Regions from separate parts of the Homo sapiens genome. Here region 2 is linked to region 1. Evidence: chromatin loops called from intact Hi-C (ENCODE). Cell type or tissue: ascending aorta. All regions are shown on one strand. Links, peaks and the distances in the headings refer to the core of each region. The heading gives the core; the rest is flanking DNA.

What was found. A loop is a pair of places that touch in the nucleus more often than their neighbours do. Peaks named below come from ENCODE experiments on the same cell type or tissue, not always from the same donor. Only the 100,000 strongest peaks of a DNase experiment are listed, where the experiment ranks them.
Region 2: a loop joins it to region 1, with 2.1 times the contacts of the local background. A loop is called at or near these places in 2 of 110 quality-filtered maps.

Annotation. Positions count from the first base shown.
Region 1 is chr13:94,338,549-94,346,564 of GRCh38, forward strand. All of the region lies in intron 6 of GPC6 (glypican 6), which reads left to right. Among named protein-coding and RNA genes, the nearest start is that of DCT, 140 kb to the right of the region's middle. RefSeq lists an enhancer at 5,468-6,066. In ascending aorta, for the core only: no CTCF peak of the experiment used is centred there; DNase peaks (open chromatin) are centred at 4,113 and 4,863; H3K4me3 peaks cover 1,238 bases; H3K27ac peaks cover 430 bases.
Region 2 is chr13:93,771,116-93,779,131 of GRCh38, forward strand. All of the region lies in intron 2 of GPC6 (glypican 6), which reads left to right. Among named protein-coding and RNA genes, the nearest start is that of GPC6-AS2, 83 kb to the right of the region's middle. In ascending aorta, for the core only: no CTCF peak of the experiment used is centred there; no DNase peak of the experiment used is centred there; H3K27ac peaks cover 847 bases.

The DNA.
Region 1 (8,016 bases), core at 1,148-6,147:
CCAAGTGCTCCATCATGACAGCAATCTATTGAGGGCAAGTGTGCTCTGAGAAAACTGTACTGGTGATGGCCAGCCTCTACTGAGACCTAACCATCTGCCATGAATGAATATATTCATTCATTTAATCCAGATAAAAATCCTGAATTTTACAGTTGAGGAAATGGAGTCCGAGTGGCCAGAAGAAATTTCATGAATTTTAGAAGTCTGTAGTAAACCCATGTAAAATGCCTCGAGGAGAGCCCAGGCAGGAACTGGTTTCTCTGTCACATACATGAGGCTGAATTAGGGACTGAGTCATGGTGGGAGATGGCTGATGTTTTGGAAATGGCCCTAATATCGAGCTGGTCAGCTTTCTATCTTGCCATTGCCCATAGCTGGAGAAGGGAGTGAGGCCATGATCTCTGTCTGGAATGAGGCATTGTGCTCTAGCCATTGACCTAGCTGGGTAAACCCTGAATCAGTTAGTTAAAGGCTATTACCAAGGGTTCAGTGTGAAGGAGTGTTATTTTAGGAGTTTTCCTTTTTTTTTTTTAAGAGACGGGGTCTTGCTCTGTCATCCAGGCTAGAGTGAAGTGGCGCAAACACAGCTCCGTGCAGCCTCAACCTCCTGGGCTCAAGCAGTCCTCCGGCCTCAGCCCCACAAGTAGCTAAGACTACTGGTATGTGCCACCACACCCAACTAATTTTTATATTTTTATAGAGACAAGAGTTTTGCCATGTTGTCCAGGGTGGTCTTGAACTCCTGAGCTCAGCAACTTGCCTGCCTCCGCCTCCCAAAGTGCTGGGATTACAGGCGTGAGCCATCGCACCCGGCCTATTTTAGGAGTTTTCTTTCCTAATCACTCCCTTCCTAACACCCGCTGTCATTCATAAGTTACGCGATGTAACTTATCTCTTTGACTGCTCACTCGGGGCCTGTGATAGTCAGGGATACAGCCTCAGGAAATTTACTGCTAAAGAGAAAATAAGTTGAATGTGAATATTTTGCAACTTAGGGTCACTGTTATGTTAGAACTCTGAGAACAGGAATGCATGAAAAGATCAAGGGTGGAAGGGGGATGATCTTTGTAGGTCAAAGTAGTAAAATAAAAGTGAGCTGAAATGGAGTGAGATGTAGTCCTTTGGCTCTAAATTTTCTAAGAGGAATGATCTATGGAAACTAAAATCTGCACAATTTTTAAGTCTGCAACCTGCATACTTTCCTTTTTTTTTTTTTTTTTTTTTTTTTTTTTGAGACAGAGTTTTGCTCTTGTTGCCCAGGCTGGAGTGCAATGGCACGATCTGGGCTTGCCTCAACCTCCAACTTCCGGGTTCAAGCAATTCTCCTGCTTCAGCCTCCCCAGTAGCTGGGATTACAGGCATGCACCACCACACCCAGCTAATTTTGTATTTTTAGTAGAGACACTGTTTCTCTGTGTTGGTCAGTCTGGTCTCAAACTCCCGATCTCAGGTGATCCACCCGCCTCACCCTCCCAAAGTGCTGGGATTACAGGCTTGAGCCAGCGCACCAGCCTAATTTCTAAGTTTGCTTAAAGATATAAATCATGAGAAAATTCTCATTTCTCCATAAGGTGGTATCCACTCAGTTGCTTATAGGTATCAAAAAGGTAAAGAATGGTTAAACGGCAACTGGGAGAAACTTAAAACTCCTGGTAATAGCAGGACTGGGATTTGGGGGAAATCATTTTAATTGTGGAGTAGTCATGCATTACTGGAAAATAATCCATCACTAACTGTGGATGTTGCTTGTTACCTATGTAACTCCTCTGAAGAACATTCCCAAAAATTTAGAAAAAAAAAATCTACCAATTATCAAGAATTAGAAATTAAAAAATAAAAAACCCAAAGGAAAGCCATGGAGCTACATTAAAATCATTCCATTCCCACAGCTCTGTTTGTGCAAATTAAAAGACCAAAATTCTGGAGGCATCACACAATTATTTGGCCTTGGGGAGATCCTTCTTCTTTAAAGGCTATAAAATTACATTCATCCTGAACACCTCCAAAGGCATGTATATATTGTGATAGATACATGTGTATACATGATGTGTAACTATAGAGGTCACTATGTATATAAAGCCAAAGAAGGGTTCTACGTAAATAAGACTTTAAATAGTGTCATGGTACTTAAATGGAACCACTGTATAAGATTCTTAAGTTTCAATTACAAATATTAACAGTATTAACAGTTTCATAAATGGAGACAAAGAACACTCGTTTCTTTTCGTTTACAATGAAAAATGAGAAAAGGATTATCCAGTGTGCAAATATTTGCTGCACGGGAATATTTAATACATTTCTGTATAAAAGGTTTTAATATGCGCCCCTTGCTAACATTACCAAATCATATTAAAAGTATTTAGTACTTCAAATAGTCTTTAGTATCTCTGGCCTCATTACTGAGAAACATCTGGAAGGCAATAGGAAAGAAAGGTAACACTGGCATTATCTTCTATTGTTACCTCTTGCTTCTTAGGTATTAATTTGTAAAATGAGGGGAAAATCCTTTCCAAATGCACAGGTTATCATTATTGAACGACAAGATAAAATAATAGCTAATAGCTAATATTTGTTGAGTATTGACTTCCTTCTAGGCACTTCTATACTAACAGGTTCTGTAATTAACTTCATTGGGCAGATGAAAAAATCCTATTTGAAATCTCCTTCTCAACTCAGGCTAGTAGTAGTTTCCTTTTGCCTCTTAGCTTGTTCCCTAATGATGCAGTAAATATCATGTTAAAGATTGTTACTATAGGCTGGGTGCAGTAGGTCACGCTTATAATCCCAGCACTTTGGGATACCAAAGCAGGCGGATCACTTGAGGCCAGGAGTTTGAGACCAGCCTGGCCAACATGGTGAAACCCTGTCTCTACTAAAAATACAAAAAATTAGCCAGATGTGGTGGCGTGCACCTGTAATCCCAGCTCCTTGGGAGGCTGAGGCAGGAGAATTGCTTAACCGGGGAGGTGGAGGTTGCCGTGAGACGAGATCACACCACTGCACTCCAGCCTGGGCAACAAAAGCAAAACTCCGTCTCAAAAAAAAAAAAAAAAAGATTGTTACTATGCTAAAGAATATATCATCAAGATGAACCTTAAATTTTTATTGGATTTGGTCTAATATTTTCAAACAAAATGGCAGCTCATTTTTTAAAATTCAAAGGAAAATATCTTTCATAACTTGAATAAATCTCAAACCAATTTGGAAAATGGATAAGGATTACAGTGACATATGATTTCCCCGAGTAAGGTTTCAGTTCACAGACCAGCAATTAATGAATGATATTAATAATGCATTAGGACTGACAATAGAAATCATTTTATACCTCACATTGTAAAACTGAGTCAAAGGTAAATAAGTTATGTAATGTAGGAAATATCTGGGAATTAGTAATAAGACACTGATAATTCGGGGAGAGTTAAAGGTGTACCATAAAACAGTGTTTCTCAAAGTAGGGTTCCCATATCACTGCATTGGAATCACTCAAATACTGTAAAATGCAGATCATGTGTGCCACCACAGGGATTCTGCATCAACATCTGCCTTTTAAAATAAACCTCCCAGATGCTTCTTCTCACTATAATAAAGCACTTTGAAGAACTACTATTTATTTCGTTCCAGTAGCTGAAAGTATACTTTTTGGTTATTTAATAGAAAGCACTACTGTGAGTTGAATTGCGTCCCCCAAAAAGATATGTCGAAGTCCTAACTTCCACTACCTGCGAATGAGACCTTAATTGAGAATAGGGTCTTTGCAGATGTAACCAATAGGTCGCATAGGAATAGGATGAGCCTTGAATCCAATGACTGGCTTCCTAATAAGAAGGGAATTTGGACACGGAGACCCAGAGGAGGCACATACAGAGGAAGAACACCGTGTAAAGACAGAGGCAGAGATGGCAGTGATGCAGCCGTCGGTCAAAGGATGCCCAGGAGCCACCAGATGTTAGGAGAGAGCAGTGCACAGATCCTCCCTCTGAACCTCCAGAAAGAACCAACCTGGTCAATACCTTCAGACTCCGGGCATCCAGAAGTGTGAGAGAATACATTTCTGTTGTTTTAAGTCACCCCGTTGTGGGACTTTCCTGGCAGCCCCGGGAAACTACACGTGCGCAAAGCTAAGAACTGGAATCCCACGGGGAAATTCTTTCTCCATCCGTCACTCCCTGGTGCACTTTCTTCTCTGGCCCTCAGTGTTGGGAACTTTATCAGGAGGTTGCCTCCTGCACCTCGGGGTCCCTTGTGCTTCTCCCTCCTGTCTCTCTCGTAAGCCCATCCTCAGTCCTAGACTGTCTCGCCAGCTCCCCGTTCAATACTTCAAAGAGCAGCTGTCCAGGGTTGCAGCTGATTTTGCCTGACACTCTCCCAAAAGAGATTTGAGGGATTTCCTGATTCACTGGATGGCCAATGTCACCCTGAAGTATGAGGTTTTTCACAAATTAAACTGGAAAACATATCTGAAAATCTCATGCCCTGCCAGAACTGATTAAAAGTGAGAAAGGCAGAGAATAAAGTAACACAGAAGTGATCCTTGTCATTTTTGCCAGATTACATTTCCCCCATGTAGCAACGAGGTGTCTATCACTCCGGGATCATCCACTTCGAGGGCAGGCTGAGTGAAGGTCATTTTGGTTTTTATTGATTCTATGGCTCTGGCATTACTCATAAGGATTTACGGTATTTAACCCACCAGGAGAAGCCCTGAACTATAAATGACTCTCCTTTTGCCAGGAGAGCCTGCTGCATCATAAGTGACACCGGCTACATGGATTCCTTCACAGCCATCTCTAATGAAGCCCGCAGCCTTTGCCTCCGCACAAAAGCACACGGCCTCTCATTTCATGGGGCTGATCCCTCCTTTGGCTCTGAATCAGCACGAGGTTGTTTAGCTTACTAAGTAGGGTAATCCAGATACAGGGACAGAAAAAGAACTGAGTGCATAAGACTCATGCTGTTCCTTTCACGTCAGCATCCTCCAGGACCAAAACTGGGAATAAGAAAATGAAAGTCGAAGAGCATGAAATAGGGAAAATAGAAAATTAAGGCTAGGATTATTAAGGCTTATGAAGTGGTCTCGCATGTGTTACAAGGGGCTCAGGACACAACAGAGGCACAGGAAATATATTTGTTGAAGAATAAGGGAATGAATCAACTTTGAGAGCTTGTTTAAAACTTGTTATTGTTGTTAACTTTTTTTTTGAGGCAGGATCTTGCTCTGTGGCCCAGCCTGGAGTTCAGTGGTGCAATCACAGCTCACTGCAGCCTCAACTTCCCCAGGCTCAGGTGATCCTCCCACCTCAGCCTCCTGAGTACCTGGGACTACAGACGTGTGTCATCAGGCCCAGCTAATTTTTGTATTTTTTGTAGAGACCAGGTCTCACTATGTTGCCCAGGCTGGTGTCGAACTCCTGGGCTCAAGTGAGCCTCCCGCCTCAGCCTCCCAAAGTTTTGGGATTACAGGTGTGAGTCACTGTGCCTGGCCCATCATTATTATTTTAACTAAAAACTTTTCCTCCTCAGAAAAGAATTAAGGATGTTTTAAACACAGGGCTAATGTTTATTGACGGTGTTCTCACAACCAATAATTTGTGAACCCAGGACTAAAATGGGCTCAGAGGCAAAAAGAAAAAAATCAACAATATTGATCTTATCTTTATGGAAAATTTTGATATTTTATTTATCACATAAGCAAATGCCTCCCATGCCTCCTAGGCCCTGCCCTGTGTGAACCTTTAGAAATGTAAAGAATGTTTTGTTAAGGGGAGAATGTGAACATTCAGGTTTGAATTAACAATGAATTAGGAAGGAAAAGCCCCTTGGAACCAAGGAAGGAGTCTTCCACATGAGCTTGAAATGAAACAACAATCTCCACGAAGCAGTCTTAGTCTCACAGGAGGGATGATTTTCAATTCACAGACTTTTCTTTCCCCAGAATCTGGAAATTTGAGTTTGCCGCACTCATAAATGCTTTTTTGCACATATGTGCATGCAAAAGCATCCTGAAGCTTCATGACTGATAATTTTACTCTTCGTGACTGGTCATTGCCCCGAAATGAGTCAAGGACATGTCTGCAGAGAATATCAGAGCAACAGACCGAATCCCTTCCCAGGAGTATCTCCAGCCCCCGCTAACACCGAGCATTTATTGTTTGCACACTATTTTTAGTATTTGGACACTGACACTATCTGCAACTATTTAACCCTTTCTTTGTCGATATGCTTTGTCACTAATAGGCAACTCTGTCTCTATAAGGATAAAAATTACACTTGAAAAGATTCTACTAGTGGAAGCCCATGGTACTTATTCAATATATTCTGGATTAATCCATGAATTAACTGTAAATTCCTCTGCTTTGGCTTTTCTCTTTGTTGAATTAAAGTTGTTCCTGTTTTATCCTAAGCTCTCAGAACATTCCAAGAAATTTCCTTTTTTGGAAAAATATGGGCTCCTAGCAGTCAAGTGGGACTGGGATATGAAAATAAAATATTCTTAAATTACCACTACTATTATTACATTTATAAAACAAGTCTATTAACTGGTCTATATTTATAGAATCTCAAACGTTTGAAGCAGATAATAAAATTCACCCTGTTTCTCAATTTAAAATCTGCTAGCAAAAAGCACTTAGTCGAATTATTTCAAATTTGTCAGACTATAATGTCTCAGAAGACACCTGCAGGTCAATATTTTTCTGTCTTTCTTAACCTGACACCAAGTTTTATATATATATCTTGCCCTGTAATAGTATCTAATACAGGGCTGTGCTCCCTACTTTAAGAAAACTGAGATCCAAAAATCTGATTTTGGGGGGGAAAAGAAAAAGTCATACTTACTTTGCAAAAGAATTTAAATAGCAAGCTCCCTCTGAGTACTTAAAATATGATTCAATTTACCAAATCGTTACTAGTGCATGGCAGAGAATGTCCTGTTCATCTACTTTTATTTAGGGCTCCTCAGATCTAAGAACATGAACATGAAAGAACATGCCCATTGCAGAGTTACGATCCTTCTCTAAAAGGGGCATAGTGCCATCTACATGCTTAATGAAAAACACGTGGGTCTAAGTTTGCTAGAGGCTCAGGCAGACCCAGCTCTGGGAATCAAGAGGTACAGTGTAGGAAAGCTGTTCAGCTCTCTTGAGAACATCCACCTGTCAGGGCTGGCTCCTGGACATATGCGACAGGTTGTTGTTATTGTTGGTATCATTATTATTTTTGCTAAAGAGCACTGTAGCTTCCTAGGATTGCTACAACAAAGTACCACAAACGGAGTGGCTTAATACAAGAGAAATGTATTGTCTCAGTTCTGAAGCCTAGACGTCTGAAATTAAGGTAGCAGCAGAAGCATGCGCCCCCTGAAGGATCTAGGGGAGAGTCTATTTCAGGCCTTCTCTAAGCTTCTAGTGAAACTTCTAGAACTAGAAGCTTCTCTAAGCTTCTAGTGGATTTCCCAACAACCCTGGAAAATCCTTGGCTTGCAGCTGTAGCACTTGAGCCTCTGCCTTCCTCATCACATGGCATTTCCCTGCATGTCTGTGTCTGTGGTCTTGTCTTATAAGGACACCAGTCATATTGGGTTAAGATCCCACTTTATTCTGGTATGAGCCCATCTTAACTAATTACCTCTGCAAAGACGTTATTTCTCACCTTCCATACTGAGGTTCCTGGGATTAAGACTTCCAGGTAATGTTTTAGGAAACATAATTCAACCCATAACAGGCATTTATGAATTTGCAGACTGTTGAGGATGGGGGGAGTGTGAGTTCTTAATCTCATTACATGTTGAATGCTGCGCTATGTAAGATTCCTCTGATAGGAACCAGCATCTTGCTTCATGATGTTCCACTCATGTGGATGGATGTTCTGAAGTTTCACTTCTAACAAGAATCACTGGCCGGGCACGGTGGCTCACGCCTCTAATCCCACCACATTGGGAGGCCCAGGTGGGTGAATCACAAGGTCAGGAGTTTGAGACCAGCCTGGCCAACATGATAAAACCCGTCTCTACTAAAAATA
Region 2 (8,016 bases), core at 1,297-6,296, 570 kb before region 1:
CATTGCCCCTCCCCAGAATAAGCAAACAAGTCATCTTTAAAAGCAAGTTGTTTCAGCCACTTTGATAGAAATTAAGTTGCATACAAGGTCACAAAGTACATCAGTGAACTAACTGGAAACACAACCCAACAAGGCCCACTCCCAAGCCTGAGCACTTTACTGGATCACGCTTCCTTCCTCGGTGAAAGGCTTCCCACGGCAGGAAGAACCGGAGAGCAAGCCTCTAAATTATACATGACTGTTTGTCTCATTTTCACTCCGTGGCTAATTGAAGACACAGGGGAGTGCTGCTTTTTTGGCTTCATCTCTCATCGCATCTCATTTGTCTCACACGTGTCGGGGAGTGCACTCTGCAGGTTAGCTTTATGAAGGGTTGAATGGAATTTGGTGAGCTTTGAGGAGTCCCAGGATTACAAGTTCTTTGTCTTGGTTCACAACAAGCTGTGCAGTCCCCTTTTGTTTGTTTCCTCATTTGCCATTTTAAAATAAAGTAAATACCTAATGCTAGATGACGAGTTAGTGGGTGCAGTGCACCAGCATGGCACATGTATACATATGTAACTAACCTGCACAATGTGCACATGTACCCTAAAACTTAAAGTATAATAATAATAAAAAAAGTCAAGCATAGGAGATCCACAGTTGATAGGAAAGGAATGTGAATCACTAAAGAGAAACCATCATAATATTTAAATGACCAAATAAGGAACATGAAAATGTTTCTTCTCCTATAAATTTTAAGCCTGTGGGGAATCAAACTTAGATTAGTTTTAATAACAAAAGTTCAGAGTTCATTGTACCTTGTTCTGCCTGCTGAAGATTAGCACTGTGGTGGGAGTGTATATCCAGGTTGCCAAAACCACAGTTCTGCTTGGTTCAGTGACTCACAAATTATAATTTTTGAAGCGTTTGGAAGAAGAATTTCCATATCATATCTGACAATATGCTTTTGGCCCATAGCCCTTAATGCATTACCTTTTATGTAGTATAGGCTCAGTGCACTTTTGAGAATTAAGCAACAAAAATAGTAATAAAATGTCACTGATGATAAAGAAAAGTAATGGCATCAACTAATATTAGATAACTGTAGGATGATTTATTGCTTCTGTATGCATTTTTTGTTCATATCTATGAAGATATCGGCATTGGTTAGGTTTACAGATGTCTGTGAGAAAACACATCACCCTCTGTCAGGAAGGGTCATTGACTATTAAATTGAACAATAGACCTAAGTGTGCTCACTTGGGTTTGCAACAGCTAAAGCCCTGTTGTCTCCTGCTTGGTCACTCCTACCTTGTATTAAATATGGATTTCATGCATTACATGGAGTTTTCAAGGATAGAAAGAAGGATTTCAGTGGGACAATCTAACTTTGGACATCTTGTGATGAGCAGAGAGGCATCATTGAGAGGAAGAGTTTTAAAAACAGGTGTACTTCAGAAATATTAAAAGGCGATATATACACAAGGAAGAGAAACAAGAAAAAAAGAAGTTTGGTTAGGAAAGTCCTATAATTTTTTACGTGGAAAGAAATCAAAGGCAAAGCAAATGGAAGGATGCTGTCCTGATAGAAGCTGGGGTGTGGAGGAAGAGTAATGAAATTCAGAATGTTGGTCCTGCACAGGGTCTTGCCAGACACATCCTTATCCTCGGTCCTCAGATGAAGAGCCCTGTCTCCTGGAGCCTGAGGGCCAAGTGCCCAGATGCACTATCATTCTAAGGAATTGTTCTGGTCAGAATCTGGAGTTTTCAACTCCCTTCTGTGGTCCATTTTTATTATGGATGCTGCTTTGAAGGATGGATAAAGTGCTAGGAAAAGTTGTTATCATCTAAAAAACCAGAATTCTTTCTACTCAAAGGTCTTGTTCTCTACCATGTTCCCGGTGGGACATTTTCTCTGTAGTTTTTTCCAATATATAGTAGGTTATGACAGGACACTGCTTATCCTCACAAGGAAGGCACTTCTGTTAAGAATTCAGCAAAAAGAAAAAAGAAAAACTAGGAGAGAATAAGAAATGGAGATTGTTTAAAGAAAAAGCAAAATGCCACTCTAGTTAGTAATACTGCCACTTAATGACAGAATTAGTAAAAGTCATGAATAAAGCCTGCATGATGGATTCACTTTTTCAGGAACTCTCTTTAATAATACAATGTTATATTCTGAGTAACAACTTTACGTATAAATTAAATAAGTTAACATGAAGGCATATATGTCATAATCTTAGAGATGGTTCATCAATAAGCATCTCAGAGACCCCATTGAGACATATCCTATTCTGGGCTCTGGAAATTGATGATGAAAAAGACAGGGAATGTCTATTCAGCTTCAGTATGCAGCTGATTTTTTTTTTGATGTAGCTTACGTACCCCAAAATCTTTCCAAGTAGATTTAAAATGGTCCATTCCTCATCCTTCTGCCTCACTCAGTCTTATGGTATGTGACTGTAGGGGTTCCTGTGTAGTTTTAAGTTGCTTCTCTGCAAAATTCCTTAGCTAATCAGTACTTGAGCCCATGGTTTTCTCACCTACGTTTCACGGGTTCAGTCTATGCCCTTTGATTTGGCAACTCCTTTTCAAAATATTATCTGTGATTTTCATAGCCATCAAACCGTTACCACTCCTGCCTCACCCACTAGGGTCTCTGCTGTTTAGACTTTAATAACAAGCATTGAGTCTTACAAGAGATTGCCATTGGCTATACTGGCATCAGATTCATCAAAAAGGAATGGGATGAAAGTACAACTTGCCAGCAGAGCAACTTAAAATCTTCTTTTAAGGGAGAGATTTTATAGCAGTACGTAGTGCCCAATAGACATCATTTTGCCATGCAGCAGACAGTTCAGGTGTAAGAAGACATGTTGAGATCAGACAGTCAGAAGAACTGCTTTGGCTTAGATGCCTCATGCCTCCAATGGAACCAATACTTCTGACAGATCCGTGGGCATAGCTGCCATTGTATATGACATGGGGCATGCCAGTTAGAAAAGTCACCACATTCAGGGACACTCAAAACTATGAAGACTGTTCCAGATATGTATAGACCAATTTGCCAGCCAGGTGTCGTTTTTCCTGTAGGCACTATTCCTAAGTAACGCAGGTGGCCAGGAGAGTAGAACTGGAACATTCAATGGAGGTTAGGTCTTCAAGAAGAGGGAATCATTCACTGGAGCTCAAGTCTTCAAGAAGAGTGTAGTCTTTGCCTACAATCCTGGATTAATGAACACTTCCATTCTGTTTCACTTCTCCTTAGAGCTATTTTTAAGAACACTGGAATATTAGGGACCATATCACAAAGTATCTTATATTTTTAACTTGATCAGGAGATAAGTTATGCTAATATTATGCACTTTACTTCCAGCTCTCCTTCGTGTATTATTTTTACCAAAATCCTAGACACTAATGACACACTTAATGACAGAATTAGTAAAAGTCGTGTATAAAGGCTGCATGATGGATTAACTTTCTCAGGAACTCTCTTTAATAATACCATGTTATATTCTGAGTAACATCTTGATGTATGAATTAAATAAGTTAACACAAAGGCATATGTGTCATAATCTTATTTGGAGCTGGTTCATCGGTAAGCATTTCAGAGACCCCAGTGAGACATATCCTGTTCTGGGCTCTGGAAATTGATGATGAAAAAGACAGGGAAAGTATCTTCTGTAAGGGGCCTGTACTTGATTGGGGGAGACCATCAATTGGTTTAAAAAGCTAGTAATCTAATTTCAGATACAGTCAAGTATTGAAGCAGACAGGGCATGAGGAGTGGGGCTTCAGGAAAGTCTTCTTTTACCAGAGAGCTCAGCCAAGGCCCCTGGGAGGAGATGCCATCTCAGTGGAGAAACAAAGGGTGAGAAAAGGACATCCATGCAAAGCCAGAGCATTCCAAGAGAAAAAGGAGCAAACACAGATGCCCAGAGATCTTAAAGTGCTGCATATATAATAGAACAGTGATAACAACACGTTCTGTACTTATTGCTAATGTTTATTCTGCTTACTGCATGCTAGGCACTGTGTGCTAAGTAGTTAATCCTCATTATCTCATTTTGTTTTTCTTTTTATTGCTTCAAGAGACAGAGTCTTGCTATGTTGCCCAGGCTGAACTTGAACTCCTAGGCTCAAGTGATCCTCCTGCCTCAGCCTCCCGAGTAGCTGGGACCATAGGCGCACACTGCCTCCTGGCATTCTCATTCATTTTCCAAACTATGTAAAAGACTTTACAGATGAGGAAACTGAGGCCAAAAGAAGTTCAATTACAGGCTTAGAGTCATCTAGGTTTTAGGTTTCGTATCTGAGATTTGAGCCCAGGCTCAAAGCCTAGAGTCTAAAGCATTCCCCTCAAGCTAAACCTGGAGTTTTCTAGAAGAAAATTGTCATTGCCACCTTCAGGCCTGGTGAGCTTCTGAAAACTAAGTGAAGCTACAAAAGAGATGAGGCTGAGAGTGATCGTGGAGAAATAATAAGCACGTATATTTGGTCAAGCAAATATTACTTTGCAGTCTGTTAGCTACAGTTAAATATTTAACACCTTTGAAAGCTCAGGGTTGATGACATTTTCAAATTGTCAATTTCTGTTTACATTCGGGCAGTCTGCAGCATTACTGTGTTCAAAAACAGTTGGACTAGTCTTACTTTGCCTTAATTGAAAGGTTCATTCTTAACACCCAAAGCAGAAGTTGGCGAATGTCGTCTAAACAAACCAATTTCAACAGAGTTTTAAAGTTACTTAGAGATATAGTGCTGTCAGAAAATAATTCTCTGAAAAGTCACAAAATTCTGCAGCATGACTCATTATTTGCAGACCGTTTTTGTAAGAAAATGATTGGCTTTTTAAAAATGTAGTGCTGTAGCCAGCAACAATAAACCCCCTTTGGAAAACACATGATTCGGTTTCATTTACTTTTAAAGCCTTTTTTTTCCGTCTTTTTTTCTTTGTTTCTTTCTTTTTTTGGGGGGTGGGGGGGTGGTGTACATTTTTACTAAGCACTAGCCTGGAGAGAAACACCCAAGTATCCTGTTCACTGAAAACTACATAAAAATAGTACAATCTAGGTAATCTCTCAATGTTGTACTTTACAAATATAGGGAGTAGAATTTCATTATGTTAATAGTGTTATTATAATATAGCAGTAGTAATGATAGCTTACATGTATTCAACCCTTACTATGTGCTGGCGCAGTTCTAAACACTTTAACAACAGCTCTGAAATAGACACTAAGAACATCCTCATCTTACAGATGAAACTGCTGAGACTGAAAGTACTTAAATAACTTCCGCCAAACAGATGGGGACAAATTGCCAAGTGGCAGAGCTGGGATTTGAACCCACACTCTCTTTTTCCACCTCACTAAATTATCTCCAGAAGAGTGTCCATAGCATCTTCTTTTGAAACCCAGTATCATACTGGGATAATGAACTGATATGATCCGGATCCATCAATACGTTTCTCTTAACTATCTTTTCAAGGTATGTTCAGAAAAAAAAAGAAAGAAAGAAGGAAAGAAAGAAAGAATATATTTTCTTTTAAAGCCAGCACAAATGTATGCTTCTGCCCTTGGCTTCACTAGAAGAAGTTTGGAAACCTCCATATACTAGGCAATTACTAAATCAATTATTATGCTTGGGTCTGTATCAACTTTGTAAATGACATAAAACATTTCATCAGGACATACCTTGTCCCTGTTAAACCATCAGATCCATCCCATTCCCTGCTGACTGGTTTGCAGGCTTACAGAAACATCAGATGGCTGTGGCAATGAGTAGGATTTGGACCATCCTTCCACCAAATAATGACAAACTATACGGAACAGTTGTGCTAATGTTATGATTAAGCACCCTTGCCCATCGACCAACCCCTGTCAGATTTCCTTATCCATAGAGATATCTCTAATAATAAAGGATGGAACTTAAATCCACATCTGGTTGAGTTCAAATCCAGCAAATTCCAAAAAGGACATACTTCCCATTCCTCAATCTTCTGACCTCAGTCCTGTTATGTAATTGAGTGTGGCTTCCTGGTTGCTAACCATGCTGTCATAATTGCCTAGCCATAGGTAAAAGGATCTCACACAGCGGTTGAAACAGGCGATCAAGCAAGTTTTAATTTAATTTCCCAAGCCCCGTCTCCTGTTTTCTTACGTTCTCCACTTTTCTGTGTTCTTATCTCTTCTATTCCTTCACTTCCTTGTTTTTCCTAACTCTTGTGCTTACTAGCAACATTAACTAAACCCAGCTAAGCCTTTCCATTTGCCCAGATAACTCTCCTAAACAGAGCAAATCACATCTACCCTTTTGCTCAGGCATTCCAGTGTGCTCTGACACTACTACTTTTTTGTTGCCAATGAGGTTTTTATTGTTTGCTTAACAAAATTATTTCATTAAGTGAATGGCTTTAGAGATTCATTTGGTTTTATTTTATTACTGGCTTGGGGAAAAGATAGCTTTTGTTAGGAGAATATGCCAAAAAGTAGAATCGGTACCTATGTAGACATTATTGTTATGATTTATTTCCCTGTATAGTAATAACATTATTTTATAGGTTTACGTGAATACATTTAATTGCTGTCCTGAGAATTCCAAAGCTAATGTGTACAAGGGTTATTGCTAATGCCTGGTGCATGCTGAATCAGTAAATTCCAGTCATTTGTGTATTTGTACCTACATATATCTATACATTATGTCTACATCTGTATCTGTGTCTATTTGTATATGTATTTCTGAGACCAGCTAAGAGTTCCCTTTCATTAAATTTCTGTTGCCATATTAAAAGCTACTTTCTACTAAAATATATTAAGGGAAAAGCAAGTTATCAAGTCCACCGGACCTTCATTTATAACACCAGAAGAACACTCAGTGTAAGAGAGATCTTGAAAGAGGAGTCAAAGGTGAGCTTTTTCAATGCTGGTAATTAATCCTTGCTTTGCATAGGCTAATTGAGGGCAATTATTGAATACTTGATGTCATTTCATTTCCTAGCTGTCAATGGGATTACAGCCTGCTTTCCCTGCTAAATCTGTTAACCTCTGTGCTTTCTTTTGCTGGTAGAGGGATGTTCAAGATAGAGGGGCACCAAGAGCTTTGTTCTTTTTTGTGAATGTCAATATTTTTCTTCAAAAGAATGTTGTTCTCCTTTGACAGATTTTTTTTCTCTTCCTAATATCTCTGTTAAGGCACAAAAAAAGAAGCAGCAACTTTCTGTTACTGTTGGTACCAAAACGAAGAGAGTGAATTATAAGAGAGATTTCCTGGGTGGTCTGCCTTACTTTATAGACTAACTGGTGCTCAAATACATGCAAATACACTCACTAACTTGTTCAGCAAATAGTTACTGAGTAGCTATTAAGTCATAGCATTGTGCTAAGTACTGGGGAGAGGTGAGAAAGGAGACATTAATTCTGCCTTTAAGCAGCTCAGAGACTACTTTTGAGGTTGAGGTGACATCAATGCACTTGCTTAGATACGGCCTTTGGCAAAACTGGTAATATTTTAGGTACCCACTTTCACCATTCTTGCACCTGTTGTTACACCAAGCTTCTATACCAGGACAAATTATTTATTTCACCATCCTTAATCCATTTAGCTAACTCTCCACCCTATCTCACCTCTCAGCCCTACCCAGATAAATCCCATTCCAAGCAAATGGCTTATTTGGCAGTAGTTGAGCCCATACAGCCAAGTCTTTCCCATGGGAAAATATGTGGGAATGTGTGCCTTAAGTTTCTGGGTTGGCTGGATACATTTGCCTTGATGGCCAATGAGGTTATGGCCATGTTTTGCTTCCATCCAATAACTCAGAGAACTGTAGCCAATCCAAGTAGAACAAATCATTTTTCTTCTAAAAGATCATTGAGATAAACATTTCTGGATTATTTATTTGTTTGTTTAGTTTTGCTTAAATACTTGCCAATCTAGATTTTGCTGTATGTTTATAACTATCCTTTTATATTTTAAAAACATTTTATATTAATCTGCCAAATATAATTTTCTGTCACACACTGCTTTTCTTTCCAGTTT